Regions from separate parts of the Homo sapiens genome. Here region 1 is linked to region 2. Evidence: chromatin contacts called from ENCODE Hi-C data. All regions are on one chromosome and are shown on one strand. The core of a region is the stretch at or near the end of the contact, and the rest is flanking DNA. Distances in the headings are between cores, read along the strand shown. Region 1 overlaps ZFX (zinc finger protein X-linked). Region 2 holds the start of PDK3 (pyruvate dehydrogenase kinase 3).

Region 1 (2,700 bases), core at 26-2,525, 300 kb before region 2:
CATATTAGCTGCAAAAAGCAAAGTGAATAAATAAGAATCCTGTTAACTTGCCCAAGAGGGAGATCACAGAAGTATCTAAGCATCAAAATATATAAAACAAATAAATTATATCTGTGATCCCTAATTTAAGATAGATAAAATGCCATTGCTATACCTGTTAACTTTTATTGCTTTATTATATATTTTATTTATAATTACCTTCTTCTAGGATGATATTGCTTTAAAGAATGGAAGGACATTTTTGTGAATTTCCTGGGTTCTCCTAGCCCATTATTTCCCTCAAAACTATATGTTTTTCTTTTCTTTCTTTCTTTTTTTTTTTTTTTTTTTACTTTCTGTCCTCACAGTCTGTTCCCAAAAACTATGTTTTTCCACTGTGAATTATTTTCAGGATCATGATTCTCGTAACTGGGAAGGGAATATCTTACTGAGTTTGAGGTGTTAGTAGAGTCCCAGAAATACCTTGAGGGCGTTTGATAGTAAGACTAAATGTTAGTACTTGTTCACCCAAATTCTGAGATTCTTGGTTCTCTGAACCATCCTACTTATTTGTCTTTAGGTTCAACTGATCTCTGGGCTTGGTTTGTACTACAAAGGCATGGACACCGCCAGTTACATTATCACGTACCTTCTTCCACCCTTCGTTTATCATATCTGAGAACTCCTCTGAGTAGGTTCTGTTCTGAGAACAGTTTCATTCTGATTGTCAAAGGGAGTTAGTATTCTAACTCCAGAGGGGTTACAAAGTTGAGGTATAGTCATCTCTGTTTAGAATGTTTGAATTTTTGTAATGACAAAACCGAAGGGAAAATGACCAGGCAAAACAATAGTTTGTTGAATAATTACTGCTCACTTAAGATGAGATGAGCGGGCACCCCCATGTAGGCCAGAATATCTATTAGGAAATGCACGTGATGTAAAAGGATGGGAAGAAAGCAAATCAGTCTGTTAATGGTAGCTTGGGTTAATACTGCAGAGCCTTTGAGTATTGAGGAACTGCTGAAGTGTTCAGAGCAGGGAAGTAGTATGATCAAAGCAGTGCTTCAGGAGGGTTAATTTGCCTACAGATTGCAGAAATGCCTCAATACTTGGCACCAGCCCTTACGTGTAGTTTTAGGGTTTCTAGTCATTTGTTGTGGGAGTGGCAGAAAGGAGCAAGGCCAGTCCAGAGGCTATTTTCATCCCCCAGGGATCAGGAAATATGAAGCTGAGTGGGAATGCTAACTAGGAATTAAAAAAAAAAAAAAAAGATTCTTGAGAAGTTGAGAATTGACAAGATCTGGCAATCTGACTGTGAGCAGAGAAGAAGAAAAAGGCCATAGTGGTCATATCAGGAGAAGGCTGGGTTTTATCCGGATGAGAATATTCAACAGTCTGTTGGACATGTTAGGATGATTGTAGGAATCATTGTTGTGGAAATAGTAGTTGAAACCATGGGAATAAAGAGAAAGCAGAAGAGGAGAGGGTTGAGCACACACCTGGGCTGAGCCGCAGTAAGGGGTGAGGGGAGGGTGAGCAGCCAGCAGTTAAGAAGAGGGAAGAGAACTAGAAGTCACTTAAAGCAACAGAGGAAGGAGAGCACTTCACAAATTAGGGAGTTGATTGTTTAATAGAAATGCCAAGGAGGATGAATGCCAAGAAAAGTTGTTCTGCAAGTTGAGAATCCGTAGAGCTGATGGGATTGGGTTTATGTAGGGAAATTTGTGCGGTGAGGGGCTTAAATACCTTAATGTATCCCCTTTATTGCCTTCTTAATTGGCTTGCTTTAATGTCATAGTGTTTCATAATGCTTAGAATTTTTTTTTTTTTTTTTGAGACAGAGTCTCGCTCTGTTGCCCAGGCTGGAGTGCAGTGTCGCAATCTTGGCTCACTGCAACCTCCACCTCCCGGATTCAAGTAGTTCTCCCTGCCTCAACCTCCTGAGTAGCTGGGATTACAGGCACCTACCACCACGCCTGGCTAATTTTTGTATTTTTAGTAGCAATGGGGTTGCGCCATGTTGGCCAGGCTGGTCTCGAACTCCTGACCTCAGGTGATCCACCCGTCTCAGCCTCCCAAAGTGCTGGGATTACAGATGTGAGCCACCACGTCCAGCCAATGCTTAGAAGATTAATTTACGTTTATCATTTTTAAAAGGGGGAAAAGGTATTCTATAGCCAGAGGTGGTTTTGCGGGAGTGGGGCAGTAATAACTTTTTCAGAGCATGTACACTTTCTGTTTTTCATTTGCTTTAATTTTTTTTCTTTAATTTTTTTTTTTTTTTTTTTTGAGACGGAGTGTTGCTCTATGGCCCAGGCTGGAGTGCAATGGCATGATCTTGGCTCATTGCAACCTCCGTATCCCGGGTTCAAGCGATTCTCCTGCCTCAGCCTCCTGAGTAGCTGGGATTACAGGCATGCGCCACCATACCCTGCTAATTTTTTTGTATCTTAGTAGAGGAGGGGTTTCGCCGTGTTGGCTAGGCTGGTCTCGAACGCCTGACCTCAGGTGATCTACCCACCTCGGCCTCCCACGGTGCTGGCATTACAGGCGTTAGCCACCATGCCCAGCCCATTTACTTTTATTTGAAACAGTTTGAATAAATAACATGAAACATGCTATTTCTTAAAAATGAGTAGAATATATCTCAGAGTTGGTATGTTGAGAATTCCTTTTATGAATGTTAATTTTCTCAATTAACATTTAATGGATATTTCCATT
Region 2 (2,700 bases), core at 117-2,616:
TATGTTACTTTTCTTTACATTCAGAGTAGAGATGCAACTATTTTATTAAGCAAAGAATTGGCTGCATAAACGTCCACTGAAGGCACAAAAGCTAAATAGCTACCCACCAATAATCTCATTCAGTGAGAAAACTAGTCCAATCAGAGACCCAAGGAGTGGCTTCCAGTCACATTTGTACCTTTCCTTAAAGAACATTCTTCCTGTCCTTTTAGTTACATATGTTTATGTTTACATATTGCCAAAAAAAAAAAAAAAGCCAAGGTTTGGTGGAAATGGCTAAAGTAAGCTGTACTTTATTCACTCATAATAGGAAATAACAATTTCATATACTGAGCCCTGAGTTCAAGTTCACTTTTTTTTTTTTTTGAGAGGGGGGTCTGGGTATGTTGCCTAGGCAGATCTTGAACTTTTGGGCTCACGTGATCCTCCCACCTCCGCCTGCAGGGTCGTTGGGACTATAGGTGCATGTCACCATGCCAGGCTCTCAAGTTCACTTGAGATAAAGAATACCCAACACTGTGTAAGCATAGACTCCTGTCCAAAAGTGGTGGTGAAGCGTGAAGGGGGCTGTCCTATGGTGGTGGTGTAGAGAAGGGGTATGAAAGAAAGTGCCAGTGACCTTACATTTGATCCTTTCCAATGGTAGTAGTGGGGTGGGGGGGTATGAAACAGAGTCAGTGACCTTGCAATTATCCTGTCCACTGGCATTGGGGAGGTAGGGGGTGTTATTGACCCTTGACCTCACAATGGATCCCGTCCAACGGTGGTGGTGGGGGGACATGAAATGCAATCAGTCACTTAATCTTGTGCGGGAAGGAGGGGAAAGGAACCACGAAAAAGAGAATCAGCGAACTAACAATCCAGTCCAAAGGTGTTCCAAAGGTGTTCTCTTGGGAGTCAGGCAGGGAGGTGGGGGTGGGGCTGGGCCACGAAACAGAGTCAGTCTAGTTAGGCTGTAAAATCTAAGTGTCAGGATGCAGCGAACGGCAAGTCCTCCTCCCGGAAAAGGCGCCTGCGGTTGAGAAGGGTCTTGAGCAGCGCGGAGGATCGGATTCCGGGCTCCTGGCCTCTTCCCGGTCCGCGGGCACCTCGGCTACCTTTCGGCAGCGGAGAACCCAGCCAGAGGCGGAGCTGAAAGCGGCTGCACTTGCTGGGCTGGGCTGAGTCCCATGAGCCAGGGAGGGGGGTCTCTGGCGCCGCGCCCGGACAAAACACAAACGTCACAGAGGCAGCGGCGGCCAATCAGTGGAGGGCGCGCGCGGCCGCGTGCCCCTCGCGCTCCTCGCCTCCCCTCGCGCGCCGCGTACGTGCAGCAACCGACTCCGCCCAGCGAGGCGGAGCCTAGGGAAGCCGCGGGCGGCCCGCCGCTGTCCTGGAGCTGCTGCTGCTGCTGCGGCGGCTGCACCGGCGGCGCCGAGGCCGAGATCGAGGCCGGGGTGCGCGCTTCGCAAACGTGCCCTATCCGTGCGGCTTGGCTGCGCCAGCCCTTGCGGCCACCCGGGCGTCTAGGCGGGTCTGTGCGCCGCCCGGGCGAGGATGCGGCTGTTCCGGTGGCTGCTGAAGCAGCCGGTGCCCAAGCAGATCGAGCGCTACTCGCGCTTTTCGCCGTCGCCGCTCTCCATCAAACAATTCCTGGACTTCGGTGAGTACGGGGCCAAGGGTCCCCATGGGCCCGGGGCCGCCGCCATTCGGGCTGCCACCCCGGATCTCCGCAGCTTCGGGGTAAAGTCTGTGGGAACCGCAGGCGGGGCTAGGGAATATCCGGGGGGCTCTCCTGGGGCTCGGATTTCGGGGCGCGGAGGGGCAGGGCCTGGCCCCCTCGCACCCAGCCTGGGACTTACCCGGAGACACAGAAACGGCGTCTCATTGCAGGACCCTCATCGCAGGCGAGACTCCCCAAACCTGCGGTCGTTAGCTTCAAATCTGCTTGACACAAACCTCACAGCCCTTAAAACTTCAGAACGAGATGTGGGTGGCTTTTTAATGTTTTTATTTTTAGAATTTTTTTTTTTTGGTTGGGTAAGAACTGTTTAGAAATACCTTGAGGTTGAATAAATTATGCAATGGCATTTTGTTCCTTTTCTGCTCTAAGGTGTTGCTGTGTGGCTGGAGTGGCAGGACTCGAACTGTTGTCTTCATCAGGTTATGTTAAATCAGTTAGAGGCCTGGCCTGCAGACGCCTTAGATGCTTGGGAAGAGCGGACGTCTGGGATCCTAGCATCAGAGCAGGGTCTAATACAACTCTGGCTTTAGTGCCAGCACCTTTCGTTTCTCTTCTCCATTGGTGTCCCACCCACATTCTCCCTGTCCGGTGGGCTGGTGGGCGGCTTTCACGGATTGAGGTGGGACCAAAGAAGATTCGGGTTCCCAGCCTGCCTCAGGCCTAGCTGAGATGGGAATAGATTCCACCACCTTCTGTTAACTGAATCATGTTTCCCCAGAAAACGAAGGAGCTGGTTGTGAAACACCTAAAAGTAAAACGCATGCATTGAGGTATCAGAATGGAACTCAGCATCCCTGGAGGAAAATCAAATCCAGCAGCAAAGATGTTCTAAGCTCTCCAGGGGAAATCGTAGGGTGTCTGTTCATTTAATGAATTTTATGTAAATGTCAAGGGTGTCAGTGATAGTGTCAGTTGGGCATAAAAACTAAAGTGCAGAGTAGGTAGAACATTTGAGGAAGACCTGATATGCAAAAAGT

Evidence for each region. Hi-C counts contacts between places; a loop is a spot of excess contacts on that map. Pooled maps may share reads with other maps.
Region 1: a pooled map shows a loop between it and region 2 (3-fold over the local background). The contact joins the enhancer-like site here to the promoter of PDK3 in region 2. A Hi-C loop is called at or near these places in 6 of 168 maps with a recorded cell type or tissue (B cell, CD14-positive monocyte, CD4-positive, alpha-beta T cell and 2 more), 5 of 37 single-sample maps with no recorded cell type and 16 of 50 pooled maps.

Annotation. Positions count from the first base shown.
Region 1 is chrX:24,168,361-24,171,060 of GRCh38, forward strand. All of the region lies in intron 3 of ZFX (zinc finger protein X-linked), which reads left to right. Among named protein-coding and RNA genes, the nearest start is that of ZFX, 20 kb to the left of the region's middle. Within about 2 kb of position 1,276, at least 3 of the 41 ENCODE cell types and tissues checked have a DNase peak (open chromatin) inside an H3K27ac peak, as active enhancers do; they include B cell, where a contact is called at or near this core.
Region 2 is chrX:24,463,920-24,466,619 of GRCh38, forward strand. PDK3 (pyruvate dehydrogenase kinase 3) reads left to right here and starts at 1,367. Exons shown (of 11, transcript NM_005391.5): 1 at 1,367-1,642. The coding sequence starts at 1,537. RefSeq lists a silencer at 1,108-1,427.